Regions from separate parts of the Homo sapiens genome. Here regions 1 and 3 are each linked to region 2. The links are chromatin loops, found by intact Hi-C in ENCODE. Cell type or tissue: OCI-LY7. All regions are shown on one strand. Each heading gives the region's core, and the rest is flanking DNA. Links, peaks and the distances in the headings are about the cores only.

Evidence for each region. Hi-C counts contacts between places; a loop is a spot of excess contacts. Peaks named below come from ENCODE experiments on the same cell type or tissue, not always from the same donor. Only the 100,000 strongest peaks of a DNase experiment are listed, where the experiment ranks them.
Region 1: it touches region 2 in a loop (8-fold over the local background); 6 of 110 quality-filtered maps call a loop at or near these places.
Region 3: a loop joins it to region 2, with 5 times the contacts of the local background. A loop is called at or near these places in 6 of 110 quality-filtered maps.

Annotation. Positions count from the first base shown.
Region 1 is chr12:116,813,807-116,824,158 of GRCh38, reverse strand. The region is part of intron 7 of RNFT2 (ring finger protein, transmembrane 2); the gene reads right to left. Among named protein-coding and RNA genes, the nearest start is that of HRK, 62 kb to the left of the region's middle. RefSeq lists a silencer at 4,427-4,786 and an enhancer at 4,987-5,036. In OCI-LY7, for the core only: a CTCF peak has its summit at 6,575 (motif pointing left); DNase peaks (open chromatin) are centred at 4,538, 5,768 and 6,508; H3K4me3 peaks cover 2,781 bases; H3K27ac peaks cover 3,269 bases.
Region 2 is chr12:116,877,145-116,887,496 of GRCh38, reverse strand. It overlaps HRK (harakiri, BCL2 interacting protein), which reads left to right and starts at 6,056. Exons shown (of 2, transcript NM_003806.4): 1 at 6,056-6,521. The coding sequence starts at 6,190. The coding sequence ends at 6,465. RefSeq lists an enhancer at 4,902-5,863 and silencers at 6,369-6,448, 7,327-7,527. In OCI-LY7, for the core only: CTCF peaks have their summits at 4,342, 4,543, 5,678 and 6,430; DNase peaks (open chromatin) are centred at 4,576, 5,596, 6,016 and 6,406; H3K4me3 peaks cover 2,148 bases; H3K27ac peaks cover 1,330 bases.
Region 3 is chr12:116,798,725-116,809,076 of GRCh38, reverse strand. The region is part of intron 7 of RNFT2 (ring finger protein, transmembrane 2); the gene reads right to left. Among named protein-coding and RNA genes, the nearest start is that of RNFT2, 66 kb to the right of the region's middle. In OCI-LY7, for the core only: no CTCF peak of the experiment used is centred there; DNase peaks (open chromatin) are centred at 4,786, 5,526, 5,866 and 6,686; H3K4me3 peaks cover 2,919 bases; H3K27ac peaks cover 5,000 bases.

The DNA.
Region 1 (10,352 bases), core at 2,582-7,581, 64 kb after region 2:
GGGAGGGTTGGCCAGTGACTGCCATGTTGGGCACAGAAATACCATGGGAAAGACCTGGGAAAGAAACGTGGCCCTGGGTGCAGATCCTAGCTCTGCCTCTTCAGAGATGAGGCCCTGGATTCTGAGCAAGCACAATGGCAAAGAGCATGGACTTGGGAGTCAGATGACCTGAATTTGAATTCTGATTCTGTCTCTTCCTGAGTTACCTGGGGCAAGTCACTTCATCCTTTTGTGCCTCAGTTTCCTCGCTAGTAAAATGGGGCTAATGGTAGCCCCTGGCTCCTAGGGTTGTTGGGAGGATGAATGAGCAAATGTGTGTAAAGCATTGAGTTCAGTGCCTGGCGCATGGTAAGTGCTCAATAAATGTTAGCTGCAGCACTGTTAGCAGCCTGGAAATATGAAAAAATAAATTAAGTCTGGTCAAAGAGGATGGCAGTGGACCAGGAAAGCAGAAGAATTATTATTATTATTTTTTTTAGACAGAGTCTTGCTGTTTACCCAGGCTGGAGTGCAGTGGTGCAATTTCGGCTCACTGCAACCACCGCCTTCCGGGTTCAAGCAATTCTCCTGCCTCAGCCACCAGAGTAGCTGGGATTATAGGTATGCGCCACGGCGCCCAGCTCATTTTCATATTTTTAGTAGAGACAGGGTTTTGCCACATTGGCCAGGCTGGTCTCAAACTCCTGACCTCAAGCGATCCACACACTTCGGCCTCCTAAAGTGCTGGGATTACAGGTGTGAGCTACCACGCTTGGCCTGATTTTTATATGTCACCATTTATAACATGAAAACAGGGTTAAAGTGTGGCATTTGAAGTCAGGTAGCTAGGTGCGCATCCTCTGTATCTGTGTGACTTTGGGCAAGCTGCTCTCCCTCTCTGGGCCTCAGTGTTCTGTGTGATGGGGGTGTTGACCCAGCTCCGCCATTCTGGGCCTCTATGCACTGTTAAAACAACTACTGGTGTCACTTTAGGCTATAAGTGACAGCTAACATGAAGTAGCTTCCACAAAGAAGGAAATGTATTAGGTCACAAAACTGGGAAGGCAGGGGTGGCTCTGGCTTCAAGGATTCCTGGATCCAGGAGGTCAAACAATATAGTCAAAGAGCCTTCTCTAGTTCTCTAGTTGTATTTTTCCTTTTGTCTTTTCGTTTTTTGCTTTTTGAGACAGAGTCTCGCACTATCGCCCAACCTGGAGTGCAGTGGCTCAATCTTGGCTCACTGCAATCTCTGCCTCCTGGGTTCAAGTGATTCTCGTGCCTCAGCCTCCCAAGTAGCTGGGATTATAGGCGTGCACCACCATGGCTGGCTAATTTTTCTATTTTTAGTAGAGATGGGGTTTCACCATGTTGGCCAGGCTGGTCTCGAACTCCTCAGGTGATCTGCCCGCCTCAGCCTCCCAAAGTGCTGGGATTACAGGTGTGAGCCACTGCACCCAGCCAGTTCTCTTTCTATCTCTCCTCTTCTTCCCCATCTCTCAGCTCAGATGTCTCTGTTTCTTGTGTGTAAGTTTCATTCTCTCCTGCCAAGGTTGGACTCACTGCAGGTGGTAGTAGTGGTGGTGATGATGATGATGGTGACTTAGCTGTTAACTATGTGCTAGGCACCACTCTGTGCACACCACTATGAGGCAGGTGCTATTAATACTCTCACTTTACAGATAAGGAAATGGAGGCACAGAAAAGTTAGATAACCTGCCCCAGGTGACGCAGCTGGAAAATGCTGGATCTGACAGTATCTAGTAGGAAAGATGGCCACTGGCAGCCCCAAGCCAACACTCTTACAGCTGGAATTGCCACAGAGAGAGAGAGAGACAGAGAGAGAGACAGACCCTGTTTCTCCTGGGGCCATTTGCCAAAATGATGGCCCTGCTTCCCTCTGGGAACCAAGCTCTGAGGCCAAGAGGTCATGGGGTTCTATGATTGGTCAGTCCTGGTCACAACCATGGGGGCAGCACTGTGACTGACGGTGTCATCAGAACTAAGGGGACAGAGAGGAGGGCTGGTTCCTCTGGTTGAAGGAGGTTGGCCAGGCAGGGTGGCTCACACCTGTAACTCCAGCACTTTGGGAGGCCGAGGCACACAGATCACCTGAGGTCAGGAGTTCAAGATCAGCCTGGCCAACACGGTGAAATCCCGTCTCTACCAAAAATACAAAAAATTAGCTGGTGTAGAGGTGCACACCTGTAATCTCAGCTACTCTGGAGGCTGAGGCAGGAGAATGGCTTGAACCCGGGAGGCAGAGGCTGCAGTGGGCTGAGGTTGCGCCACTGCACTCCATGCACTCCATGCACTCCAGCCTGGGCGACAGAGTAAGACTCTGCCTCAAAAAAAAAAAAAAAAAAAAAAAAAAAAAAAAGAAACAAGTAGTCAGAAAAAGGAGGATAGCTTCAAGGACTAAAGCTAGCAAGCTAGCACAGGGCCAGGAATCTGCATTTCAAAGCCCTCCTTCCACATGTGGAAAAATAAGCAGGAGGGACTGCTTCCAGCCTCCTGGGCCAGAGGGGGCCCTCAGCCTCCTGCGAGACTTTTCCTTGCTTGCTTTTCTTCCCTGGATGGACTGCCTGTTGGCTCCCAAAAGCCCCAGGGTATGGGGGCCACAAGTCCTGCTCCCAAGTGGGCGGCCAGGACAAGGAACTGAAAACAAAGACATGTTGTCCTGGGAAGGTGGCCTGCGGGCCTGTTAGGATGGTGGGGTTGTGGGGACCACAGCTGGCAGAGTCCTGCAGACCCAGCACCGACCTGGAGGCTTGAAGGGCTGGGCTAATGAGCTGAGGCCCGTGCTGGGTCTCCTCCAGTGCTGGGGGTGGGATCGGGGCTGGACCACTGACTTCACAGCAGCGCCCGGCCAGGAGGGGTGGGAGAAACAAGTGTGACGGGGCAGGACTGGGGATAGAAGCAAGGCTAGAGAAGAGCACAGGAAGGAAGGAGGGAAGTGGATAGAAACAGGAGGGGGAAATGGGGCTGGGGGCAGAAGAAAGGAAGAGAGAAATGGCAGAGTTAGAGGCCAGAAGAGAAAGAACACCCAGGAGGCAGAGTCCAGGTGAGAAGGCAACAGGGGAAGAGTAACCCCCGTATTAAGCGCTTACCAGGGGCCAGGAACGGCACACCAATTGCTCCTCTTGTAGGTAGTTATGACGCGTTCCCATTTCTTAGATGAGAAAGCTCAAACACAGAGGCAGGGGAGGGAAGAACAGAGTGGGAGACCCAGCAAGTGAGAGGATTACAAGAGGAAAGAGAGAAGGACTAGGGCTGGCTTCTAGTTTAGTGATGAGTTTCTCGGTTGAACACTTAGTACCTGCAGGCTGTCCCCAGACTCTGACAATCCCAGGAGATGGACACTGAAATTATTTGCCCCTGTTAACTGGTGAGGAGAGAGAGGCTCAAAGAGGCAGGGTATGTTGTTCGAAGTTGCTAGACAGTGGTGGAGCCGGGATTTAAATCCAGCCTGATTTTCCAGAGTGGCTTTGTGCCACTCTGAGAAACAGAGAAAGGGAGACCCTAGGAGACCTTAGGAGATAAAGTAAGATGTGGGAGAAAGAGAAAGAAAAGATACAAGCTATGGGGGTAGAGAGGGAAGGATAACTGAAGGATGATAAAATTCAGAATAATGGGTACCCCTGGTGGGGGAAGTGAGGACACAGGAACTTTCCAGATGCCGGAAATGTTCCATATCCACCACAGCCAATCCAGTAACCACTGGTCACATGTCGCTATGGAGCACTTGAAATGTGGCTATTCTGAATTGAGATGTACTGAAAGTCTAAAATACACAGGGATAGCTGGGCATGGTGGCTCACACCTATAAACCCAGAACTACGGGAGGCCGAGGCAGGAGGACCCCTTGAGACCAGGAATTCGAGACCAGACTGGGAAACATAATGAAATCCTGTCTCTACAAAAACTAGCCAGGCATGATGGCGCACGCCTGTAGACCCAGCTACTCGGGAGGCTGAGGCAGGAGGATGACCTGAGCCCAGGGAAGTCGAGGCTGCAGTAAGCATGATCGTACTTCTACACTCCAGCCTGGGAGACACAGTAAGACTGTCTTTAAAAACAAACAAACAAACAAACAATATCCCTTAAAAGCAAAAGAAACAAGGAATTTCAAAGTCTTAGAAAAACAACAAAAGGTAAAATATCTCATTAAAAATTTTATGTTGATTACATGTTGAAATAATATTTTGGACACATTAGGCTAAATAAAATATAGTATTAAAATTAAAGTCACCTGTTCCTTTCTAGTTGTTTAACGTGACTACTAGAACATTTAAAATCGTCTGTGTGACTACTCTTATATTTCTGTCGGACAGCTTTGTTGATACTTTGATCTGAGTGATTACATATGTTTGTAAAAATCCACTGAGCTTTATAATTAGGGCACTCCACAGTATGTAAGTTATGCCTCAATACAAAAGAAAAAGGAAAAAAGGCAAGAGAAGGGCGAGCCAGGATGGAAAGAAGCGCAGCAGGTAGGAGGCGGGGCCAGCGGGGCGGGGCTGGTGGCCGCGCGTTGCCTGGCAACGGGTGCTGCCGGTGACGTCACCACCCGGCGGCAGCCATTAATCCCCCTCCTGGCGGCGCGGGCTGGCCCGGCCGCCTGCCTCCTCCTCCCCCGGGCCCGGATGAGATCACCGCGTCGGGCGGCCGGCTGTCCCCGCGCTCCCAACAAATCGACTCCTCGGCGAGCGCCGGCATCTCATGATCTCATGGCCCCGCGGGACGGCGCCGGCCGATGAGGTCACAGCCCCGCGCCCCGGGCCGCCCCGCTCTGCGCGCCGCCGGCTCCGGGTCTGGCCTCCGGGCGTCCCGCGCCGGTACCAGGCCCCCGAGCCTGAGGCTCTTAGCCCTTCGCGGACAAAGGAGATCTCAGTTTGCGAAGGGCAAAGCTGCCTTTTCCATCCTTTTGACGCATCTTTGCGCGTCCACTCCCCGCTCTCTTATTTGGACATTTCACCCCGAAGACCCCTTGTCCAGCAGGGAGTGACCTCATCAGCTCCCCTAAACTTGAAGTCAGGGGCCATGCGACGCGGCTTGCCTGCAGGATTTCACAGCCACTGAGTGAAGGAAGTTGTGGAGCTGTGTCTTACAGACGAAGAAACGGGATCAGAGGGATAAAGGAATCTGCCCCAGATTACCCACGTAGGGAAGGGTGGCGCAGGAACCCGGACCTCCATGATGTGAATGAGCCCTTTGACAGCCTTTTTCTTCTCCTTACCTGTACCCCAAACCTCTGCACCTTTACCCCAGTTCCTCCTTGCTCTGGTGTAAACAGTGGTAACGGTCCCACTTGCGGCGTGCCCCCGCAATGCTGGGTCCTGTTCCACATGACAGACCACTGTAGAGGAATTATACGGACCATTTTACAGATGAGAACACAAGGCTCGGAGAGGTCAAGTTACTTGCTGCAGAACTGGGACTTGTACCCAGGTGACTTGACTCTACAGCAGAGCCTTTCAATTACTCGACACCACCTTCCCCAGAAAAAGAGGAAGGCTTCCGAATGTTGACAGTGGACGATACACCCTCCCTTCTCTCTCCGACAGGGTCGCCATCAAACCCAGTTGAAGAGGGTCCAGTGAGAGCCTATTAGAGGCTTCACAACTCACTTGCCAGCAGCAGATTTCTCCCATCGCTTAGAGACTGCTCACTCACACCACTCCTCAGAAGACCTCCAGCAACATACACAGCCAGGAACGACAGGAAGGAAGGGACATGACATTTACTGAACGGCAGTGCTGAACCAGGCACTGAGCCAGGGCCTGTTACTAAGGGCAAAGCTGGGAGGGATATTACCAGCCCAGGTTTGCAGACGAAAAAGCGGATTTTTTTTTTTTTTTTGAGATAGGGCCTCACTGTCACCCAGGCTGGAGTGCAGTGGTGCGATCTCAGCTCACTGCAGCCTTGAGTTCCTGGGCTCAAGCGAGCCTCCCCTCTCAGCCCCACGAGTAGCTGGGACCACAGGTGTGTGCCACCATGCCCCAGATAATTTTTTAAAGACTTTTTTTGTAGAGAGGGGGTCTCCCCTGTGTTGCCCAGGCTGGTAAATATTTTTTAAAACCAAAGTCAGATGTCAAGGAAGTACAAGTTTCAGCTCAAATGTCCATCCCACAGAGAAAGCCCTTTCCCGTTTCCCTAAACGAATTCTCCATGAATTGTTTTTATTTGTCTCTAGTGCTTGTTGAAACTTGAAGTTCTATATTTGCGTGTTGATATAGTTTAATGGTGATTTCCCCCAATGAAATGAGAGCAGGGACTCTGTTTTGGTCTGTTTCTTTCATTTATCATCTTATCCCCAACACCTTCGCAGTGCCTGTCATAATATGACACTGAAATATTTTTGGAGTAAATGCAAAGAATTGGTGGCTTAGGATGGTGAGCAGTGCTGCTCAAAACTCAGGTTTGTTTGAGTGTAAAGTGTGGTCTTACTCCATACTTTCTAGGAAGTTCAAAAGCCCCTTGCTACATATACTTTACTTACAGTGAAGTCCCTGTGGTGCTTTTCAGAGCCTATTAATTCTTAAGTGTACTACAGTAGTGACAAGTTTGGCATTCTGGTTTCCCAATCAGTAGTGTCCTCTGTTGGTAGCTGAGAGGAGAGGAAAATCAGAGGAACTGAGTAGGAAATTAGGCGTGGAAGGGACAAGGTTATACAGCTTATGCTCTCACCTTTAATAACAGCAAGGAAGAAGACGTAAAAACTACAAAAATCAGGCTGGTGCAGTGGCTCATGCCTGTAATCCCAGCACTTTGGGAGGTTGAGGCATGAGGATTGCTAGAGGCCAGGAGTTTGAGACTAGCCTGGGAGACATCATGAGACCTCCTGTCTCTATTTAAAAAATAAAAACAGGCCAGGTGCAGTGGCTCACACCTGTAATCCCAGTACTTTGGGAGGCTGAGGCGGGCAAATCACTTGAGGTCAGGAGTTCGAGACCAGCCAGGCCAACATCGTGAAACCCCATCTGTACTAAAAATACAAAAATTAGTCGGCCATGGTAGTGCGTGCCTGTAGACGCAACTGTTTGGGAAGCTGATGCATGAGAATCGCTTGAACCCAGAAGGTGGAGGTTGCGGTGAGCTGCGATCGCACCACTGTATTCTAGCCTGGGCGACAGAGCGAGACTCCATCTCAAAAAACAAAACAAAACAAAAACAAGGAAACTACAAAGACCAGACACAAGGAAAACACACAAATGGTAATCACAAAACTTTTCTTATGGGCAAAGGGAGGGAAGAAGATGGATGGAACCCAGGAGATATACACAAGGGGTTTCTAAGAAACTAGCAGTTCTCTACTTTTTAAGCTGGGTACACGAGTATTTGTTATTTTTTGTTTTTATACCTCATACATGTTATTTTTTTAAGGCCACAAGCTGAAATTTTGCTTACCCACTTTAAAAATAGACTATAACAACCCCATGAGGGGGGAAATTGTCACCTCCACTTTGCAGATGAGAGAAACTGAGGCTCAGTTTCAGAGAAGTTCACCATTTTGCCTAAGCTTATAGAGCTCAGATGTAGCAGAGGTGGGATTTGAATCCAGGTCTCTGATGTCTGTACAGATGCTCTTACCCACAACATCTGCCACTAGATAACTGGACACTCACTATTAAAACCAGAGCTGATGAAAATGTGTCATTTTCTCCCTCTCACCCCCAATTTCCTATAAAGATCCTCTCTCTGCTCTTCTGGCGAGGAGGGGGAGGAGGAGGCCGCGATCGCCTCTGGTGCTATGGTCCCAGGGGCCAGCTGGCAGAGTCCTTGGGGCCAGGCTGAGGCCCCAAAAGAGTTGCTGGGCTGTGAGTAAAAATCTTCCTGTCAACAGCAGCAGTGGGGTACCCAATTTCATTGGCCATGGTTCCCTTGATCTAAGAGCATCGGCCCCATGAACAGGAAGGGCCCAGCGCACGTGCCCCAGCAACTGCATCAGCAGCTTCCCTACACACAGGGCCCTGCTCCCCAGTACCCAGGAGAGGCCTAATTATAAGATGTTGATGATTAAGCCCATAGTGGCCTGGGACCCTGTTAGCTACGAAAAGGCGTTCTCTTCCCTCTGTCCTGGTCCCAGGTGGATGGATGAGCTTATCTGTCCCCAAGTCAGCTATAGTCTTAAGCACAAATGCTCTGGGCTAAACTGCCCAAGCCTGGCTGTTTCCCAAAACACTAGGGAGTGGAGGGAGAGGTGCAAGGGAAGGAGGGAGACAGGCAGAGATGGGCAGAGGGCATCTCCTTTCCTGGTGGTCTGGAGCCCATGACTTCAAACTTGACAAACAGGGTCCTCAAGTGTGGATCTGTCCTGCTGGGAGGGTGACTTTGCCGAAGTCATATCAATCACTTCTCTGGGCCTCAGTTTCCTCGTTAGCAAAGTAGGGGATATGGAAGGCTGAATAATGCCCCCGCCCCAAAGATGTCCATATCCCAATCCCCAGAACCTATGAATTTGGTACCTTACAGGGCGAAAGGAATTTTGTGCACGTGCAGATGTGATGAAATTAAGGCTCCTGAGATGGGGAGATTATCCCAGGTGACCTGGACGGGCCCAATATCATCACAAGGATCCTTATTAGAGGAAGGCAAGAGGGTCAGGTTGAAGGAAGACAATGAGACAACAGACACAGAGGTTGGAGAGATGCACTTTGAAGATAGAGAAGGGGACCAGAGGCAAGGAGGGCAGGGAGCTTCTAGAAGCTAGAAAAGACAAGAAAATGGATTGTCCCCCGGAGCCTCCCAAAGGAACCACAGTGCAGACACCTTGGCTTTAGCCCAGTGACACAGATTTTGGACATCTGACCTCCAGAACTGTAAGATAATACAGTTGTGTTGTTTTAAGCCACAAGGTTTGTGGTTATTTGTTACAGTACTCACAGGAAGCTAACACAGAGAAGAAATAGTTAGACTGTCATGAGGGTAGTGTCAGGATGGCATGGCTGGAGCATCTCTGGTGGGCTGGCTTCCATGGCAAGATGGGAGGAGGCCAGAGCACACCCAGGCCTGGGAGTGGCCTCTGAGCTGTGGTTACAACCACCTCTTTGACTACATCTACTACTACTAGGACCGGCTACATCATTTATGATACCCAGTGTAAAATTAAAATGCAGGGCCCCTTGTTGACATACTAAGAATCTCGGCTGGGCGCCGTGGCTCATGTCTGTAATCCCAGCACTTTGGGAGGCCGACGCAGGCGGGTCACCTGAGGTCAGGAGTTTGTGACCGGCCTGGCTAACATAGTGAAACCCCATTTCTACTAAAAATACAAAAATTTAGCTGGGCATGCTTGCACGCAGGTGAAACACCATCTGTACTAAAAATAGAAAACTTAGCTGGGCATGGTGGTGCATGCCTGTAATCCCAGCTACTCGGGAGGCTGAAGCATGAGAATCACTTGAACCCAGGAGGCAGAGGTTGCAGCCAGCCGAGATTGCACCACTGCACACTCCAGCAGTCTGGGCAACAGAGTGAGACTCTGTCGGAAAAAAAAAAAAATATCATACGGCAACAGTGGAGCATTAAACCAAGTGTTTGGGCCTTCTGCAAAGGGTGCTTGCCCATGAAGTTGCCCTGCCCCTTCTTCTGCTCCAGCCACACAGGCTCATTGCTCCTTAACCTTGCCAAGCACGTTTCCACCTCAGGGCCTTTACATATGCTGTTTCCCCAGCCTGGAATCCTCTTCCCCACATATCCACATGGCACACTCCCTTGCTTCCTTCAAGGCTTTGCATGAATGTTACCTTCTCCCTACCCCCCACCACTGTCTAAAAGAGCATCGCCCTCCCTTCCCCGCCCTGCAAACAATGACACTCCCTGTTTGATCTCCATCTGACATATTGCCTACTGATTTCAGCATCTTTTTATCTAAGTCCCTTGAAAGTGCATGCTCTGCTTCTTCACTGCTGTATTTCTGGGACCTAGTCCTGGGCCTGGTACAGAATAGGTGGCCAAAAAATACTGGTTCAGTGGATGAAGAAATGGATGAATGGAAAGTGCCTAGGACAGTGGCTGGCAGGTAGTACGTGCATGGTGACTGGCTTCTACAATGTTGCCATGACAATGACTATCATCATCTACTCCTGGAGAATGACACGGGGAGGGCTGGGGTCATGTTTTCCAAGGCCCCGTTTCCTCTGCTTACCTTGTTTTTTCACTAATTGATAAATCGAGCCTAGCACTTACTAAGCTGTAGTGATCAAAAGGCTTCATTCATATTAAAGGTATGGTCCTGTTTAATCTTCACATCATGAATACTATCCCCATTATATACGGAAGAACACTGAGGCTTAGAGAAGGCTACTGACTCATCCAAGGTCCATGACTTATAAGTGAAAGAGCTGGGAATGGAACCTGCTTGACTCCAAGTC
Region 2 (10,352 bases), core at 2,199-7,198:
ATGAGGAAGGTACTAGGATTATTAGTCCCATTTTGCAGATGGGAAAGTGGAGGCTCAGAGAGGTGGAAAATATGCCCCAGGTACCCAACTATCGCATAGTGGGACTAGGGTTCAAACCCAGGTCTCTCTGGCTCCAAGTGTCAAACTCTGCTATATCTCTGATTTCAATTCAAGAACTCTGTTGTTCACCAAGCAGGCTCCTGGCATTGAATCTGGCCCTGGCTTTAATACATGGCTTCAGGAAACACAGCTGTTTGGAGGAGTCAACAGCTGTTCATTCATTTACCACTCCACCAAGCCACACAAATTAAAACACCATAAGGTAAGGCTCACTCGGTCTCAAACACCAGGATAGGTAATTATTGTTTTAATTAAAGAAAGGAAATACCCAACCCCTTCCTGTTCAATACACTTGAGTACTGATTTCTGTAGGAGTTAAGAGAATAATTTAGGGAAAGAATCCACACACATGCACGCACACACACACTTGATCATAACGATTGTACATATATCACTGCATATGTTTGAAAGAGAGAAAGACAGGTAAGGAGTGGTGGCTCACGCCTGTAATTCCAGCACTTTGGGAGACCGAGGCAGGTGGATCACTTGAGTTTGAGACCAGCCTGAGCAACATGGTGAAACCCCGTCTCTACTAAAATAGCTGGGCATGGCGGAGCACACCTGTAATTCCAGCTACTCGGGCGGCTGAGGCAGGAGGATCACTTGAACCTGGGAGGCAGAGGTTGCAGGGAGCTGAGATCACGCCAGTGCACTGGAGCCTGGACAACAGAGTGAGACTCCATCTCAAAAAAAAAAAAAAAAAAAAAAGGAAGCGAGAGACAAATCAGGATGCTTACTATTTGTTCATTCATTCATTGAGTCTTTACTTCTTTTTTTTTAATTTTTTTTTTTTTTGAGACAGAGTCTTACTCTATTCCCCAGGCTGGAGCGAAGTGGTGCAATCTCAGCTCACTGCAACCTCAGCCTCCCAGGTTCAAGCAATCCTCGTGCCTCAGCCTCCTGAGTAGCTGGGAGTACAGGCGCGTACCACCACACTCGGCTAATTTTTTGTATTTTTAGTAGAGATAGGGTTTTGCCATGTTGCCCAGGCTGGTCTCGAACTCCTGAGCTCAGGCAATCTGCCCACCTCAGCCTCCCAAAGTGCTAGGATTACAGGTGTAAGCCACTGAGTCCGGCCTGAGTCTATATTTCAAAAAAAGTTTGAGTGCCTGCTGTGTGCCTGGTTTTAAGCCGGGAGACCACAGGAAACATTCATGGACTAGAAAGCCTTTCCCATTTCTTTACTTCATGAGAAAGAGGTTGCATTTTTTGCAACTGGTAGAAAAGTTTTCCCTGTATGATGAACTGGAGTTCCACAAACTGTTTTCCAAAATAATCTCCTAAAACTCTTCCTCCCTTAAAGATCTCCAACAGGACACCAATGAGGAAGAAGAGGAACAGGCAGGGGCCGGGTACTGTGGCTCACGCCTGTAATCCCAGCACTTTGGAAGGCTGAGGCGGGTAGATCACAAGGTCAGGAGTTCGAGACTAGCCTGGTCAAGATGGTGAAACCCCGTGTCTACTAAAAATACAAAAATTAGCCAGGTGCAGTGGTGGGCACCTGTAATCCCAGATACTTGGGAGGCTGAGGAAGGAGAATCGCTTGAACATGGGAGGCTGAGGTTGCAGTGACCTGAGATTGCATCACTGCTTTCCAGCCTGGGAGACAGAGCAAGACTCCGTCTCAAAAAAAAAAAAAGAAAAAAAAAAGAGGAACAGGCAAACAGTCCTAGAACCCATCCTTCCCAAGAACACAGAAAAATGTCCTCACATGTGCCCCACAGTAAAAGCAGCCAGAGTCTGGTGAAATATCTGCTTCTAGCTTCCTGTTTAGGATGTTGTTCCTCTCTATATTTGTTTGCTAGGGGTGCCATAGCAACATGCCACAGTCTCAGGGGCTTAAACAACAAAAATTTATTTTCTCACAGTTCTAGAGGCTGGAAGTTCAAGTTCAATGAGTTGACAGGGTTGGTTCCTTTTTTTTTTTTTTTTTTTGAGACTGGGCCTCACTCCTCATTCTGTCACCCAGGATGGAACACAATGGCATGATCTCGGCTCACTGCAGCCTTGATTTCCTGGGCTCAAGCAATCCTTCCACCTCAGCCGCCTGAGTAGCTGGGAACCACAGGAGCACACCACCATGCCAGCTATTTTTTTTTTTTTGTAGAGACAGGGTTTCACCATGTTGCCCAGGCTAGTCTTGAACTCCTGTGCTCAAGCAATCTACCCGCCTGGGTCTCCCAAAGTGCTGGGATTACAGGTGTGAGCCACCAGGCCCGGGCAGGGTTAGTTCCTTCTGAGGGCTGTGAAGGAAAGACCTGTTCTAGGTTCTCTCCTTGGCTGGTAGATGCCTTCTTCCTCTGTCTTCACATGGTCTTCCTTCTGTGTGTCTGTGTCTGTGTCCTAATTTCCTCTTCTTATGAGGACACCAGTCATAATGGATTCAGGTCCATCCTAATGACCTCATTTTAACTTAATTACTTAAAGATGCTATCTCCAAATATAGCCACATTTTGAAGTTCCAGGGGTTATCAATTTGGGGTGGAGCGGTGGCAGGGGGGACAGAATTCATCCCACTACAGCCTCCCTCCCTCTTCCCAAGTCCCCAGTAACCATTTGTCACCCTAATTCTAAAGGGCTCAAACTCTGGGGCGTGGCAGGTGTGTGACTTTGGATGAGTTACTTAACCCCTCTGCCTTGGTTTATGCATACATAACGTTGGGCTAACAATAGTATCTGTCTCATAGGGTTATTAGGGGAATTAAAGGAGTTATGTGTCTAGAGAACTTAGAACAGCACCTGGCACAGAGCGAGCACTATATAAGTGCTTATTAAGTTAAACATTGAAATCGACAACTCATTTTTACTAAACTGTTAGGAGAAGCTTGGCACGGTGGTGCACGCCTCTAGTTCTAGCCACTCGAGAGGCTGCGGTGGGAGGATTACTTGAGCCCAGGAGTTCAAGACCAGCCTAGGCAACATAGCAAGACCCAAAAAAATCTCTAAAAGTTTTTTTAAAATTAGCCAGGTGTGGTGGTGTGTGTCTGTGGTCCCAGCTACTCCAGAGCTGAGGTGGGAGGATTGCTTGAGCCCAGGAGCTGGAGGTTGCAGTGAGTTATGATCTCATCACTGCACTCCAACCTGGGCCACAGAGAGAAACACCATTTAAAAAAAAAATTTTTTTTAATAAAAATTAAGACAATTTAAAAAGTGCTAGGAGACATGTTACCCTCCCAAAGAATTTGCTTTCTTTGAGCAATGCTTAATATCAGCAATGGAATCACCAATTCACAATAGGGGAACTATATATATTTGAGGGTGTGGATCCCCAACATTCTTCAAAGTACACTATTTGACAACTACATGATCCACTCTAAAATATTAACAGTAGTCAACATTTATTAAATGCTAGTGATGGGACCGGGCATGGTGGCTCATGCCTGTAATCCCAGCACTTTGGGAAGCCAAGGCAGGAGGATCACTGAAGGTTAGGAGTTCGAGACGAGCGTGGCCGACATGGCAAAACCCCATTTCTACTAAAAATACAAAAATAAGCTGGGCGTGGTGGCGGGTGTCTGTACTCCCAGCTACTGGGGAGGCCAAGGCGGGAGAATCGCTTGAACCTGGAGGTGGAGGTTGCTGTGAGCCAAGATCGTGCCACTGCACTCCAGCCTGGTGACAGAGCAAGACTCTGTCTAAAAAACAAACAAACAAACAAACAAAAAACAAAAAACCTAATGATGGGCCAGGAGGCACTGTGCTAAGTAAGGGCTTTCCTGGTATTTAGGCTGGGAGGTGGGTACTATTATTATTCCCACTTTACAGTTGAGAGAATGGAGGCTCCAAAAAGCCACCTCTCAAGGCCATGCTCCCCAGTTAGTAAGTGGTCCAATAGCACAGGATAACTCATGTGTGCAAATTAAGGACTGCCAGACTTAAGAGTGTCAGGGAGAGAGAGGTCCTTCCTTCTCTCCCACTTTTTCATCACCCCCTTCTCTTCCCCCTCTGCTGAACGTTGCATCCCCACGGCCAAGATTGCACCCCCTCTTCTACAGACAACATCCAAGCTGCTGGGACCCGACCCAGCGCCACCTTGCGAGCCCAGCATTTCGAGGGGCAGGCTTCCAAACAGGGTAATAATCGTCCCATTAAAATTAATGTCCATGAAGTGAGCCGTTAAAAGCGTGCAGATTAAAAATGGGGGGAGGGAATTGTTCAATTTAAATCCAAAGGGCTTTTTAAATAGACACTGTGTCTTCATTCTTGGAACGCTACACCCGGGCAATGGATCAGGTCCCCTCTGTAAAGACTAGGGGGATTAAGGAGGTGAGTCCCAGGAGAATGGGAAGTGGTTCTGGCGAGAAGCAAAGGGAACCAAGGTCTATCCAGGGCCCACTGCGTGCCAGGTGCTTGGCACACATTTCTCTCATTTAATCTCTGCCCCAATCCTGGGATGGAGGTATTATTATTCCCAGATTACAGGGGGCAGTATAAAACCGTGGTTAAGAGCTTAGAGCCTGCGGCATACTGCCCTAGTTCAGATGACGGTTTCATTCTTAGCTACTCTGTGAGCTAGGGCAAGAACCCTTACCTACCTGTGCCTCAGCTTCCTCATCTTTGAAATATTATAGTAATTGCATGTAGAATTGTTGGGAGATTTACCTTTAGGCAGCAGAGGCAAGGGCGCCCAAAGCCCACAGGTGCCAGACATAGAAGATGCGCAGTAGGTCTTGGCCATTATGAAGCCTAGAATAATTGGAGCTGGGTGAGGGAAAAGGCCACCAGAATCACACAGTGTTGTGGGCTTTGAGCCCTGACTTTGTTGTCATTTCACCACGCTGTGGGCCAAAAGGGACATTTCTCCTCCTGATCAATTCAGACCAAAACTAAGTTCACAGACTCGAAGAATCTTGGTTATACTCTGCGGTGGGAAGGCAAGAACGGAAGCTCCCTCAGCAGGTTCCAGACTCCCAACTTGGAGCCATCTCTGGACTCATCCCGATGGTCTGAATCCCAAAGTTGTCTGAATCCCAGTCGATTTAAGATCACAGGTTTCATTCTCCCCCACAGAATCCTGACAGCCGCCCAGCCCATCTGAACCTTCACCGTTTGTGACAACTGCAGACGCTCCAGTCTGGAGGTGCACAGGAGTGGCTGTCGGATTGGAAAAGGGGGAATTAAAGTCCCCCGCGCCCCTCCTCTCGCCGACCCCTTAGGGTCTCCACTGCGCATTAAATCGGGGTCATCGCAGAAAACTGTAACGCCATCAGGAAAATAATGTTCACAAAGAAAGCAGACAAGAAGTTTCCCTTTAGAAAGCCCCTTGCGAGGGTCTTTTGGGTGCGGGTGCCGGGCAGCGAGAATGCCTCCGTCCGCGCCCCACGCGAGCTCAGGTGGGCCCATCCAGCCTCCCACCGGGCGCTGGGGGCACTTTAGGGTCAGGTTTCTAGCCAGGCGCTGGGGGCACGTTAGGGTCAGGCTGAAAGCCTACAGGTGCCAAGTCAGACCTGAAACGAGGCAAGTTGGGTGTAATCTGACCCTTCCATAAGATTTTGAATCCACCCACCTCCCCCAAACAAAACAACAGCCTCGGAATATTTTTGAATAATGCAGCCGAATTCAGCATCAGCTTCATCCAAAACGGCAAACAAGCCTTTTTCCCTCGCCAAATCGGAACTCGAGCTGAATTCAGGAAAAGGGGAAGGAGAACAACCTTCCCTCGCGCTCCGCGCCTCCGCGGGGGTCCCCCGAGACCCCCAAAGCCCAGGACCTCCGCTGCGGGGAGCCTTCTCGCGCCGCCCCGCGCCGCGCTCCCCGTCTCCCAAACCTCGCGCTCCCTAGCTGCCGGCGCCGCTAGGGTTAAAAGTTACCTCTCGGTTTCTTCTGCCTGCAGCCCCCCCCCCAACCCCCGGGGGCCGGATGATGTAACCCCCCTCCCCGCCCCCCTCCACCATGTGACACTTTAATTAATAATAGCGCCGTCAGCACAACAAACGCACAACACAAGGAGAAACTTGGTGTCCAGGGGAGGCCCCCGGCGGCTGGAGCGCGGCGGCAGCGGGCGCAGAGGCCGGAGGGAGAGGAGGCGAGGGGCGGCCCGAGCGCGGGGCGGGAGCGAGGCCAGCGGTCATGTGCCCGTGCCCCCTGCACCGCGGCCGCGGCCCCCCGGCCGTGTGCGCCTGCAGCGCGGGTCGCCTGGGGCTGCGCTCGTCCGCCGCGCAGCTCACCGCCGCCCGGCTCAAGGCGCTAGGCGACGAGCTGCACCAGCGCACCATGTGGCGGCGCCGCGCGCGGAGCCGGAGGGCGCCGGCGCCCGGCGCGCTCCCCACCTACTGGCCTTGGCTGTGCGCGGCCGCGCAGGTGGCGGCGCTGGCGGCCTGGCTGCTCGGCAGGCGGAACTTGTAGGAACGCGGGGCTTCTTGGTGGGGCCGGAGCCGAGACCCAGCCGGAGCGAGCAACAGGTACGCGAGCGAGCGAGCGAGAGCCGGGGCGCGGCAGCTGGGCACTGGAGACGCTGGGCTGGCCCGGGAGCGGGAGAGTGGCAAGTTTGGCTTTCTTCTTTTCCCTTCTCCTTCTTCCTCCGTTCTCTTCTCTTGCAAGCATCTCCACCTCTCCTCTTCTACCCAGTCCCCAGTCTTCCCTTCCAAGTGTAAGGTCCACCGTTTCTGCCCCCATCTCTGCGAGTCCTTAAGCGCATCTTGCTACTCACTTATAGCTCAGTGGCTTGCGGAGGACTTCAGCCTCCATAATCCCCACCAGCCCCACAAATAAACACACAATGCAAGTAAAAAGTGTGCTTGCTATGGGAATGTAGTTGTAAGCCACGCCAAATACTTAAAATCTATCGCACTTCCAAGAAAGGTCCCCGGTCCCGTTCCAATCCTCTTGCCGTTCCTGAGTCGCCCCCGTCTCCATCACCTTTGCTCCCAACCTCTTGTCCCTAAGTGTCACTTCTCCAATCTCTGATCCCCATTATCTGGCACCCCAAGCGCATCTCGAGACTTCCTCCCCCTCCAGGTTTCTGGCTGGCCCAATCTTTCTTCCCAAGCTCCGCGCATTTGCAATTTTCCTCTGCCCTGCCAACTTCGCTCCTTCTCGAGTGAGGTGTCCTGTTTAAGGAGTTTGGCTTCCTTCTCCCCAGACGGTTGTAGCTGCTACGGGAAGGAGACGCCCTCGGAGTGGGCTGGAATAGGGGGCTTTCAGGGAAACTCCAATGGGAAGCCTTAAGGAAGGAACATTTATTGAGCTCCTTCGGGGTGCTGGGCACTGTTTAGGGAGGTCATGTGTTGAGAACTTAGGACAGGAAGTGGGTACTGAGCACCTAGTGTGGTTGGTATCAGTGGGAGGAAGGTACTAGGCTCTTGGGGTGGGGGGATCATTGTGCCCTAGCTGTGCGCCTGGCACTGTGCTAGGCGCTTTGAGGAAGCACACAGCGTAAGCATCGTCTTACTACTCTGGATCCTGGAGTAGCGAGGAGCGCTGCAGAGAATGAGGGAGAGAGAATCAGGCTGAGCCCACCATAGATGGGTCTAGGGCCGGAAGGTGAAGCTCGAAGGTGACATAGCCAGCCGCCCTTAGGTCCCCGCCCCCGAGCCCCGCCGCGCGCCGCAGACACCCTGGGAAGTTGGAGCGGCGCCTGAAGGCGAGGCCCGAGCGTCTGCGCCCGCGGGGAAAGGCGGCAGCCGGAGCGTGGGGGGTGGCAGCGCCCAGGGAGCTGCGGGGGTGCGCGGGGTGTGAGCCGGGACCGCAGGCGACAGATGTCGCGTGGGCCCGCGCAGCCCGGGCGCTGGCGAAGAGAAATGCGCGCTTCGGGGCGCTCTCTGCCCGGCTCCCGGGCGCCGGGGGTCCCATCCACTTCTCCCTACCTTCTCTCTCTCCTGTTGGAGAGGCCAGGGGCTCCCGCGACTGAAAGGGGCCAGGCTGAGGCTGCCCAATCCCAGGGACAGGAAGAACATTTTGGATGGATCGCGGGGTGCAGAAAAAGGAAGTTGAGCGACAGACGCGAAGCCCAAAGCGTGGAATTTGGGAAGAGGCAGAAAAAAAGTGGGCGAAGAGGAAGAGAAAAAACAAGCGACGAGATGGGGAGGGACAAGAAGTTTGGGGAGGATAGAGAAAAAGAGAAACTGCCTGGAAAACAAGTTGCAAGACAATTGAAAAGTGAATGAGAAGGAAAGAGAGGAAGGTAGTAAAATCAAATAGAACTGTGGAGAGAGGGCTGGGACACGGCTTTCTCTGGTTCTGTCGTCCAGGAGATTGGAAACGCTCTCCCCTTCCGGCACCAGGCGTGCGGGATGTCGGGTGCCCCTCCCGGGAGGCCGAGGACTCCGGGCCGGAGCCTGACTGTGTGTTCCTGTTTGCCGGTGTGTGAGTGTCGGGGTGGGAATGCTCCCGGGGCCTGGAAGGGGAGGCTGCGGGCGGGGCGGGCAGATTGCGCCGCTCTGCGCCGGAGCGCAGGGGAGGAGTTGGGTAACTGGGGCCTGCGCTGCAGGGGAGGGCGGCGGCCAGGAGTTTCGCTGTTTTGAGTCGGTGTTGGGGGGCAGCAGCAGGTTATTGTCTCTGTGGAGTTTATTTCCCCCGCCCCGCCCTCGCCTTCTACCCCAGAGTTACTTCCGTGCTGCGCCCTGACTCGGAGACACCCTCTTCCCACACCTCTGGGTTCTTCTCCTACCTGCCTTGTCCCGCCCGGGCGTCCCCTGCAGCCACACCCTCCAGGGTTCTGCAGCCTCTGGCGCCCTGACCTCAGGATGCCCCGCTCGGCTTCCCAGCAGCACCGCCCCTCATACCCTCGGGACACCCGTAGAATTGCTCACCACCCGCCTTCCTGCGCTCCCAGGCCGGGTTCTCAGTGCTCGGGCTCCCTGCACTGGCCCTGATCAAGTTCTCTCCCTGCAGCCTACATCTGACCTCAGAATACCAGCCGCTCCGGCCTTTCTTGTGCTTTTGATTTAATTTGGGGAAACTCATTTTTTCCCAGCTCTGGTAAGTTAAGTAAAGGGGAAAGAAAAATCACCGGAGGAAGACAGTCTGTTGCGTTCTATGCTGGATATGGGGTGCTCTCCACCTTCCCTACCCTAAAAGAAAAAGGGGAATGTTCACAGCTGTACCTTAGGTGTTTGAGGGAGGCCTGTGCCAGCCATATAGGGTGGGAACTACCACTTTCAATTCCCATAGGTTTAAAGGGTGTGCTCCGCTATATGCAGAATCAATATTTTCAACATACAGGCCAGGCAGGTTGGCTCACGCCTGTAATTCCAGCACTTTGGGAGGCCAAGGCAGGTGGATCACCTGAGGTCAGGAGTTTGAGACCAGCATGGCCAACATGGTGAAACCCCATCTCTACTAAAAATACAAAAATTAGCTGAGCGTGGTGGTGCACACCTGTAATCCCAGCTACTCGGGAGGCTGAGGCAGGAGAATCGCTTGAACCTGGGAGGCGGAGGTTACAGTCAGCCAAGAAGAGCTGAGATCACACCACTGCACTCCAGCCTGGGCGACAGAGCGAGACTCCATCTCAATAATAATTTAAAACATATATGTGTATATACACATACATATATCCAGCATACTTGTTTTGAGTCTCTACTGCGAACCAGCAATACTTTTCTCAGAAGTCATCCTTTAAAAAAATAACAAACAGAAACAAAAACCCAAGACTAAGTTTTCCCATATGTAAAATGGGGGCAAAAAATGGGGGCCCACCAGCCAGACTTAGTGCATAGGCACGTTATTAAGGGGGTTAAATGAATTCATACACGGAAAGCTCTAGAACAGTGGATATACATGTGAGCCATCATGATTATTATTGTGCATTTACTATCATTCTTTCCCAAGGTAGTCAACATTTTACCATTATTATTGCTGGCCATTCCACACCACTCCTACCTGCCCTCCCGGGAAGTCAGTGCCAGAAGGGTCAGGAGAGAATAATGGTTAAGAGACTCTTAAGTGTCCAGCCATTTGCTGACAGCGTGACCTTGAGAAAGAACCATTACCTCTGCACCTTTATCTGTAAACTGGAGCTGTATCCTTCCAGGGTTATTGGGAGAATGATAAGAGAACATTCATTTAAAGTGTCCAGTGCAGGCCGGGCCAGTGGTTCAGTCCTGTAATCCCAGTTCTTTGGGAGGCCAAGGTGGGCGGATCACTTGAGCCCAGGAGTTCAAGACCAGCCTGGGCAACATGGTGAAACCTTGTCTGTACCAAAAAAAAAAAAAAAAAATTAGCTGGGCATGGTGGTGTGCACCTGTAGTCTCAGGTACTCAGGAGGCTGAGGTGGGAGGATCACTTGAGTC
Region 3 (10,352 bases), core at 3,116-8,115, 79 kb after region 2:
GGGGAGAGGGGCACCAAAAAAGCCATGGCTCCGGCCCTGTGCATCCAGTTATAACCACAGAAGGGTGGGCCTTGGGATGGGGCGGCCATCCTAAAAGGGGCTGATGGCAGCTGGGGCGGAGCCAGGCCAGCTCGCCAGACAGTGACCATCTGAGCTGGTGACAAGTATCATCTTTCAACCTGGAGGTCGATTTCCAACGGCCCAGTGCTGGGGGTGAGAGTGGGGGAGCCAGGGGGAGCACAGGACGGGGAGCAAGAATTTCAATAGCAGCTATGTTCCTAATTTCCCCAGGAGGAGGCCTGACCGCCCCTCCTCCCTGCCGTTTGCCATTAAAAACAAACAGTATCATTTGGTTCAATAGAAAATGAATTAAAGGAAATTAAACTGCGGGGGCCATGTGGCAAGCCTTGTCTTCCATTGTCTGAGGTTGTTTTTCATCTTCTCTAGTGGCGGAACAACAGCTTGGGGGGTGTGGAGCCAGGCGGGACTACATAAATAAATAAATCACCCAAAACCTCCCCACCATCTTCATCCAGTAGAGGGTGGGGTGTGGGAAATCCCAGGTGCCTGCTGGGGCCCTGTCCCTGCTGCGTCCCTTGGTGGCAGAATGTAGCCTTTGGGAGTCTCCCAGGGGGCAGAGTGAAGGGAAAAACAAAACAAAACACAAGGACAGCAACAAAACATGAAGGCTGGATGCAGCGGCTCGCACCTGTAATTCCAGCACATTGGGAGGCCAAGGCAGGAGGATTTCTTGAGGCCAGGAGTTCAACACCAGCCTGGGCAATGCAGCAAGACCCCGTTGCTATAAAAAACTTAAAAATTAGGCCAGGTGTGGTGGCTTACGAGCACTTTAGGAGGCCAAGGCAGGTGGATCACCTGAGGTCAGGAGTTTGAGACCAGCCTGGCCAACATGGTGAAACCCCCATCTCTACAACAAATACAAAAATTAGCTGGGCATGGTGGCGGGCGCCTGTAATCCCAGTTATTTGGGAGGCTGAGGCAGGAGAACGACTTGAACCTGGGAGGCGGAGGTTGTAGTGAGATCGTGCCATTGCCCTCCAGCCTGGGCAACAAGAGCGAAACTGTCTTAAAAAGAAAAAATTAAAAAATTAGCTGAGTGTGGTGCACACCTGTAGTCCCAGCTACTCAGGGGGCTGAGGTGGGAGGATCGTTTGAGCCCAGGAGTTTGAGGCTGTAGTGAGCCACAATCGCATCAAAGCACACCGGTTTGGGTGACACAGCAAGACCCTATCTCAAAACAAAAACACAGACTCAAGAAAAAGTGAGGTGCAGGCCCCACAGACAGAAAAGGAGGGTACCAGGGTAGTTGAGGGAAGAGGATGTAAGGAGGCTGGGGACAAGGGTGTATGGTGCCTGGGTTGGTGGGAGCAGTTTCGATGGTTCTGCAGGTGCACAGGGAGCAGTGGCTGCTGCTGTTTGAGTTGCAGTCTCTGGGTCAGGGGAGTGCGAGTGGGGAATGGTGCGGGGAGAGGCAGAATCATGCAGTGATTAAGAGTCTTAGAGTCTAAGCCCTGTCATTTACATACCCCAGGCAAGTCACTTACCTTCTCTGTGCCTCAGTTTCCTCATCTGCAAATTGGGGGCATTAAGAGTGTCTACCTCATAGGATTGTTGTGAGAATGAAATGAGTTCATGTTAATGAAGCATTTAGACCAGTACTAGGGACACTGGATATTTATTATTACTCCGTCGTATTATCATCTAATATTTCTTACTTTATTACTATCACGGGTCCCTAATGGCATCTCCCTTGGCATCTGGAAGACCTGGCCTCTGAAGTCACAGCCTGGCCACAGACTTGCTGTGTGACCCTGGATAAGTGAACACACCTTGCTGAGCTTCCAGTCTCTCATTTATAGACAAGGGATAATCACCCCGGTACAGAGATTGCTAGTGCCTCCCGATATTCCTTCTCCCCTTCCTCTTTCAAAATAAGCGTCTCAATCTTTGCTTAGGGCCATTGGCACCCAGCCACAAGATGACACTCCCCAGCCTGCCATGCGGTAAGTGTGACTGAGTGGTGGCCAATGAGATCTAAGTGAAAGTGACGGGAGCCATTTCCGGGAAGCCATGTAAAAAGGGAGAGGAACACTTAAGAACTTTTACAAATGAGGAGCAAAAATCCCAGCAGAACAGTGGCACACGGAATCCAGAAGTACATTCAAAGAATAAGAGGTTATGATCAAGAGGGGTTCACTGAATGTAAGGATTAATAGAAAATCTAATAATGCAGCTCTTCATAGCAACAGATGAAAGGAGAAAAATCAAATGCTTTTTGATCAAATTCAACAGCTTTTTTTTTTTTTTTTTGAGAGAGGGTCTCTTGTATCACTCAGGGTGGAGAGTATAGTGGCATGACCATGGCTCACTGCAGCCTCGAACTCTCAGGCTCAAGGGATCCTCAGTCTCCCGAGTAGCTGGGACTACAGGTGTGCACCGCCGTGCTCAGCTAATTTTTTAATTAATTTTTTTTATAGAGAAGGTGTCTCACTATGTTGCCCAGGCTTGGTCTCGAACTCCTGGCCTCAGCCTCTTAAACTGCTAGGATTATAGATGTGAAACACTGTGCCTGGCCATAACAACCATCTTTAATTTTAAACATTTTACTAGATTAAACTAGATGAATCTATCTATCTATCTATCTATCTATCTATCTATATATATATATATATATTTTTTTTTTTTTTTGAGACAGTCTCACTCTGTTACCCAGGCTGGAATGCAGTGGTGCCATCTGGGCTCACTGCAACCTCCACCTCCCAGGTTCAAGCTATTCTCATGCCTCAGCCTTCCAAGTAGCTAGGATTACAGGCATGCACCACCATGCCTGGCTAATTTTTGTATTTTTGGTAGAGATGGGGTTTCCAGGCTGGTCTCGAACTCCTGGCCTCGAGTGATCTGCCCACCTCGGCCTCCCAAAGTGCTGAAATTACAGGCATGAGCCTCAGCACCCAGCCAAGATGAATACTTTGTTAACATGATAAAACATCAGCGCCAGCTTCAAAGCTGCCCTCTTGTTTAAAGGGGGACTATATGTTTAGTTTAATGTCTCGATTCAGCTAGCTAGGCTGTAGTATTTAGTTATGCAATCAAACACTGATCTGGGTTTTGCTGTGATGGCATTTTGTAAATGTTGTTAACATCTACAATCAGTTGACATAAGCAATGAAGATTTTCCTTGATATCCTGGGTGAACCTCATCCAATCAGCTGAAGGGCTGTAAGAACAAGACTGAGGTTTCCCCGAGGAAGAATAAATTCTGCCTCAGGACTTCAGCATCAGGGCTGGGCACCGTGGCTCACGCCTGTAATCCCAGCACTTTGGGAAGCCGAGACAGGCAGATCAGTTGAGGCCAGGAGTTCGAGACCAGCCTGGCCAACATGGCAAAACCCTGTCTCTAATAAAATTATAAAAATTAGCCAGTGTGGCGGCTCACACCTGTGGTCCCAGCTACTCAGGAGGCTGAGGCACGAGACTTGCTGGAACCCGGGAGGCGAAGGTTATACTGAGCTGAGATTGCGCCACTGCACTCCAGCCTGGGCGACAGAGAGAGACGCTGTGTCAAAAAACAACAACAACAACAACAAAAAATGCAGCATCAGCTCCTTCCAAGAGCTTTCAGCCTGCTGGCCTGTTCTGCAGATTTCAGACTTTCCAGCCCCTGCAGTCCTACAAGGCAATTCCTTAAAATAAATCTATGTACATATATTCTACTGGTTCTGTTTCTCTGGCGAACCTTGTCTGTTACAGGCATCCTAGAGGCACTCCCATCAAGATTAGGAAAAAGAGAGAACTGCCCGCTATTACCTCTGTTAGGCAAAGAAAAATCAAACATCAAGAAGTAAACCCACCAAGCAGTGGGCGATAGAGGAAGTGATGGAGCCAGGTTCTGTGTCCATGTTTAAATCTAAAACTTCTAAAAAAAAAAAAAAAAGACAATGTCTTAACCCTTTCTTGATAATGTGTCTCTAGTACACCTTGAAGATAAGGGATTTCAAAGTAATGCGAAAAGCTTAAAGGAAAACAAGAAAAAACAACTTGTATCCAGCATTGGAAGAAGTGTAAATTGCTATAGCTTCTTTTTCTTTTTTGACAGGGTTTCACTTCATCACCCAGGATGGAGTGCAGTGGTGTAATCGTGGATCACTGCAGCCTCTACTTCCCAGGCTCAAGCAATCCTCCCACTTCGGCTTCCTGAATAGCTGGAACTACAGGCATGTACCACCATGCCTGGCTAATTTTTGTATGTTTTGTAGAGACAAGGTTTTGTCGTGTTGCCTAGGCTGGTCTTGAACTCCTAGGGGTCATCTGCCCACTGTGGCCTCCCAAAATGCTGGGATTACAGGCGTGAGCCACCGCACCCAGCCTGCCTCGAGAAAGAACCGTCTTGGGATTCTGGATAAAGCTAAAGCTACTCAATCCTAAAATTCAACAATTTCATTTCTAGATGGCTGTGTTAGAGAAACTTTTGTGCATATGTAGTGAGATGATCATTACTGTAATATACATAATGGTAAAAAAATAAAGAAACAATCTAATTGCTCATGAGTTAGGGGAATGGATGAATAAACCAAAGAATATTACATATTGCTGAAAAATGAATAAACTGAGAACTAGAGCTACACATATTAATAAAGATCTGTGGTTATCAAACTTCAGTGTGCATTCAAATTATCTGGAGGATTTAGAAAGGCACAGACTGCTGGCCCCACCTCACAGTTTCTGAATCAGTAGGTCTGGGGTGGGGTCTGAGGCTTTACATTTCTAACAAGTTGCCAGGTGCTCATGCTACTGGTCCAGGGACTGCACTTTGAGAAGCAAGAATACACACAAACCTCAAAAACACAACACTGTGTAACAGCACAAGTTGCAAAAGGATGTATGTAGAATATAAGCTATGTTAATTTGATATGCACCAAAACCAACACCATATTTTGTTTATGGACATAAATGTGTAGTAAAAGTAAGGAACCAGTGGTAACGTCTAGGGAAGGAGAAGGAATACACATTTCAAAGGATGTGGCAGAGATACTGCCATGGTTCCCCAAGTCCCACTTAATCTTCCCCCAGGCTCTCAGTAAGACAAAAGTTTCCCAGATTATCCGCTGTTAGGTGAGGCCTTCTGACTGGGTCCTAGCCAAGGAAAGAATGTGGGTGGAAGTGTTCTGCACCACTGCCTTGGGCCAAAAACCTTTCATGTAATTCTCCAGTTTCCCTTCCCTCATTGGCCCCCTGATGTTGAGGTTCCAGTGGAGACTGAGGTCTCATCCCCCTGCTACTCAAGGCTCTCCAGATGACTTTTATATACACCTCAAGTTGAGAAATTGTCCTATGAGAACATCCTGGGGGATGGTGATTTCATTCCATGGAAGAAGCCACGATCCCTAAATGACTGCCTGGAGCAGAGCACCTTGGCCAACCTCCACTGGACTCTGATGAGCTGAAAAGAATGTTGGGTGACAACTTTGAGACTTTGGTGTTGTTGACAGCAGCACCTGGGATACCCTGATTAATACAGACAGGAAACAATACAGTGGATGTAAGTGGGGTCAGCGGAGTGGCTTTTATTTCTCTAAAAGGAAAGAGGAAGATCTGAAGCAAGCATGGAAAAGGTTCAATCTCAATGGTAGGTGTGGAGATCCCCATTATATATTATTTTCTGTATAGTTGAAATATTTTATAATTTTAAAATATTCAAAAATAACCTAAAAATGAAAAATCTCAGATGTATACAGGCAACTAATGACAACTGGAACAAGAGGAGGGAGAGTATAAAACATCACCCCCGTGGCAGGTGGTGTCGGTTGCACCCAGAGGACTTTATAACCTCCACTGCTGGCATAACAAGACCAGGTGTTTCCTCTGCTGTTGTGAATGTCGCTCATGAGATGGACCAACTTCCTTCTCTGACAAATACAAGTGGCATAAACACCTGTGTATTTGTTTTTGATTTTTTTTTTTAAGACAGGGTCTTGCTCTGTTGCCCAGGCTGGGGTGCAGTGGCGTGATCTCGGCTCACTGCATCCTCTGCCTCCCAGGCTCAAGAGATTCTCCCACCTCAGCCTCCTGAGTAGCTGGGTCTATATGCATATGCTACCGTGCTAGGCTAATTTTTTTTTTTTTGGTAGAGACAGAGTTTCACCATGCCACCCAGGCTGGGTTCGAACTCCTGGATTCAAGTGATCCTCCTGGCTCGGCCTCCCAAAGTGCTAGGATTACAGGCATGAGCCACTGCGCCAGGCCCACCTGTTCATTAGTTTCTTGTAGCTCCTGTAGGAAATTGCCACATGCTGAGTGGCTTGAAACAAAAGAAACTTATTCTCTCCCAGATCTGGAGGCCAGAAGTCCAAAATTAGTTTCCTTGGGCCCAAATCAAAGTGTTGGCTGGGCCACATTCCCTCTGGAGACTCTAGAGAAGAAAGTCATTCTTTGCCTCTCCCAGTTCCTGGTGGCTGGTGGCATTGTTTGTCTTGTGGCTACATCATTCCCAATGTCTGCCCCCATCTTTACACTAACTTCAGTTTTAGCGGACTTTTTTTTAAAGGACCAGACAGTAAATATTTTAAGATTTGTGGGCCACAGAGTCTCTGTCATCATTCCTCAACTCTGCCACAGTACAGTGAAAGTCACAGACAATGCATACATAAATGGGCATGGCTGGTTTCCAACAGAACTTTATTTACAAAAACAAGCAGTGGGCCCACCTGTAGTTTGCCGACTCCTGAACTAGAGTCTGCAAGATGCTGTGCTCCTCAATAAAAGGGTCCCATGCTTAATAAGTTGGAAATGTGTCAGAGAAAACAAAGTGAAATGAATTTCTTTATTGCGGGACTTCTCAGAGCCTTTACTATGTGAGTGTGTGAGTAGGGGATAATATACAGAGCATTTCCCAAAGTTATTTAACCATAGAACACCTTTTTATAAAATGCCTATTAGGCTGGGTGCAGTGGCTCACACCTTTAAGTCACCACTTTGGGAGGCCAAGGCAGGTGGATCACTTGAGGTCAGGAGTTCAAAACCAGCCTGGCCAACATGGCGAAACTCCATCTCTGCTACAAATACAAAAATTAGCTGGGCATGGTGGCAGGTGCCTGTAATCCCAGCTGCTCAGGAGGCTGAGGCAGGAGAATCGCTTGAACCTGGGAGGCGGAGGTGGCAATGAGCCAAGATCGCACCACTGCACTCCAGCCTGGGCAACAGAGTGAGACTCTGTCTCAAAAAAACAAACAAACAAACAAACAAACAAACAAAAAAAACCCCACAGAAAACAAACAAACCAATAAAATGCCTATTAACATCTCCCTAAGGGCCCAGAAACATAGTTTGAAAAACGGTATTCTGTTCGATCCTGACTTTGGTTAGATTCTAACTTTCTTACTCACTTTAAATTATAAACAGATGGCTGCTAATGCTCTTATCTTCCTCAGAATGACAATAATTAACTAACCAGCCAGCACTTGACTTGTGTTATTTAATTTAATTCTCACAACAGTGTTATGAGTTAAGTCCTGCTATTCCCATTTTAAAGACAGAGAAACTGGGGCTCAATGAGGTTAATCAAGGTCTCAGAGGCAGAAGGAGCTAGAACTTCAATCTAGGTTTAATTTTAGGGTATAGTATGTGCTCTTTCGACGATTCCACAGGGCTGCAGAGAAAGACAATTACTTGCTTTTCTTGCTACATGCTCTAGAATCTTCCTGGCAACAGAAAGGGAGGTACATTTTGTAAAAGCATAAAGCCAACTAAATATCAGGTAATATTAACATTGCTAATGATTAGTATCTCACTGGCTTTCTCTTCTGTTCCAGTAAAACCTGACGGTGAGAAAAGGGACATCTTCAATAACAGCTGCAGGCAGACAGGGCACCCCCTGGGCTCAGCACCCCCTGGCTTTGCTGCTCACTGCTGGGTGGCATTCCCTTGCTGGCCCTCAGTTTCCTCATCTGTGGAATGGGAACAATAACAGCACCTCCCTTCTCAGAGTGTTGCTGAGAAGACCAAATGAAATCATGCAAATAAAGCACTTCACACAGTGGATAAATACACAAACAAGAAGAGAATCCTAGACGTATCAGCTGTTATTCTTATTGTCACCCAGTCAAGCTGAGTTGAGTCCTACTTTGTCACCTTCCAGCAGTGACCCTTCACAAACTGGTTAGCCTCCCTGAGCCTCTGTTTTATCTGTTAAATGGTTTTTATTTTATTTTATTTTATTTTATTTTATTTTATTTTATTTTATTTTAAGATGGAGTCTTGCTCTGTCACCTGGGCTGGAGTGCAACGGCACAATCTCAGCTCACTGCAACCTCCACCTCCCAGGCTCAAGCAATTCTCTTGCCTCAGCCCCCTGAGTAGCTGGGATTACAGGCACGCACCACAGTGCCAGCTAATTTTTTGCATTTTTAAACCATTTTTTTTTTTTGAGACAGAGTCTTGCTCTGTCACCCAAGCTGGAGGGCAGTGGCATTATCTCGGCTCACTGCAACCTCCCGCCTCTTGGGTTCAAGCAATTCTCCTGCCTCAGCCACCCGAGTAGCTGGGATTACAGGCAACCACCACCATGCCCGGCTGATTTTTTATATTTATAGTAGAGAAAAGTTTCACCATGTTGGCCAGGCTGGACTTGAACCCGTGACCTCAGGTGATCTGCCCGCTTCAGCCTTCCAAAGTGCTGGGATTACAGGTGTAAGCCACTGTGCCCGGCCAATTTTTTGTATTTTTAGTAGAGACAGAGCTTCACCATGTTGGTCAGGCTGGTCTCGAACTCCTGACCTCAAATGATCTGCCCGCCCTGGCCTCCCAATGTGCAGGGATTACAGGCATGAGCCACCATGCCCGGCTGAGACTAGGTGATTTGTAAAGAAAAGAGGTTTATCTTGGCTCATGGTTCTGCAGACTGTAGGGGGAGCATGGCACCTGCATATGCTCGGCCTCTGGTGAAGCTTCAGGAAGCTTTTACTCATGGCAGAAGGTGAAGGGGGAGCAGGTGTGTCACATGTTGAGAGAGCAAGCAAAAGAGATGCCAGGCTCTTTTAAACAGTCAGATCGTGCATGAACTAATATAGCAATAACTCACTCATCACCTTGGGGAGGGTACCACGCCATTCACATGAGATTCACCCCTGTGACCCAAACAACTCCTACTAAGCGCCACCTCCAACAATGGGGAATCACTTTTTACCATGAGATTTGGAGGGGACAAACATCCAAACTGTATCACCACACTACCCCTAATTATCCAGGCCATCATTTTCATCACTGGACTGTAAGTTCCAAGGGACAGGTACATATTTTTAGTAGACACGAGGTGACCTCAGGTGATCTGCCCACATCAGCCTCCCATGGTGAAACCCCGTCTCTACCAAAAAAAGGGATTACAGGCATGAGCCATCGTGCCCAGCTGAGGAATCCCTTTAAAAAATCCTTGATAAATCCAAACAACTTCCATAATACACACAACCGCTGTTAAAAAAAAACACAGCTAACTTATAAATACTGCATACTAAGAGATGTGCAATTGCATTTTCACAACAACCCTCTGAGATAGTGCGGTGGGCACCCAGCAAAATTTCCCATCTTAATGCCCAGTACTACGAAGGTAATGAAATATCACATCTAGATCATATTACAGGCTACACGATAAAAGGGATTTTGGAGATATAATTGAGGTTACTAATCAGTTACCCTTTAGTTGGTTAGCAGGCTGTCCCAGTGAGTCTAATTTAATCACCTAAGCCCTTTAAAAGCAGAGTTTTCTTGGGCTTGGGGAAAAGGAAGTCAGAGAAATGTCAGACACAAGAATAGCACTCTGCTTTTGGCTTGAAGATGGTGGCAACTGTGTACAAGGACTGGAGCGTGGCTTCTAGGAGCTGAGAGTGACCTGGATGGCAGCCAGCAAGGATGGAGGACCTCAAGTCCTACGATCACACAGAACTGATTCTGCCAACAACCTTAATGAGCCTGGAAGTAGACTTGTCTCCAGAACCTCCAGATAAGAGCCCAGCCTGGCCAACACCTTGTTTTTGGCCTTGTGAGACCCTTTGTAGAAAACTCAATCAAGCTGACCTGGACTGCTGACCTACAGAACTGTGAACTCATAAATGAGTGTTTTCTAAGCCACTAAGTCAGTGGTCATTTGTTAGGCAGTAAATGAAAACTAACACATGTAGGTACTGTTATGATTGGACCAGGCACAGTGGCTCATGTCTGTAATCAGCACTTGGAGGCGGAGGCAGGTAGATCGCTTGAGCTTAGGAGTTCGAGCCCAGCCTGGGCAACATGGTGAAACCCCGTCTCTACCAAAAAAAGAAATATATGAAAAATTAGCTGGG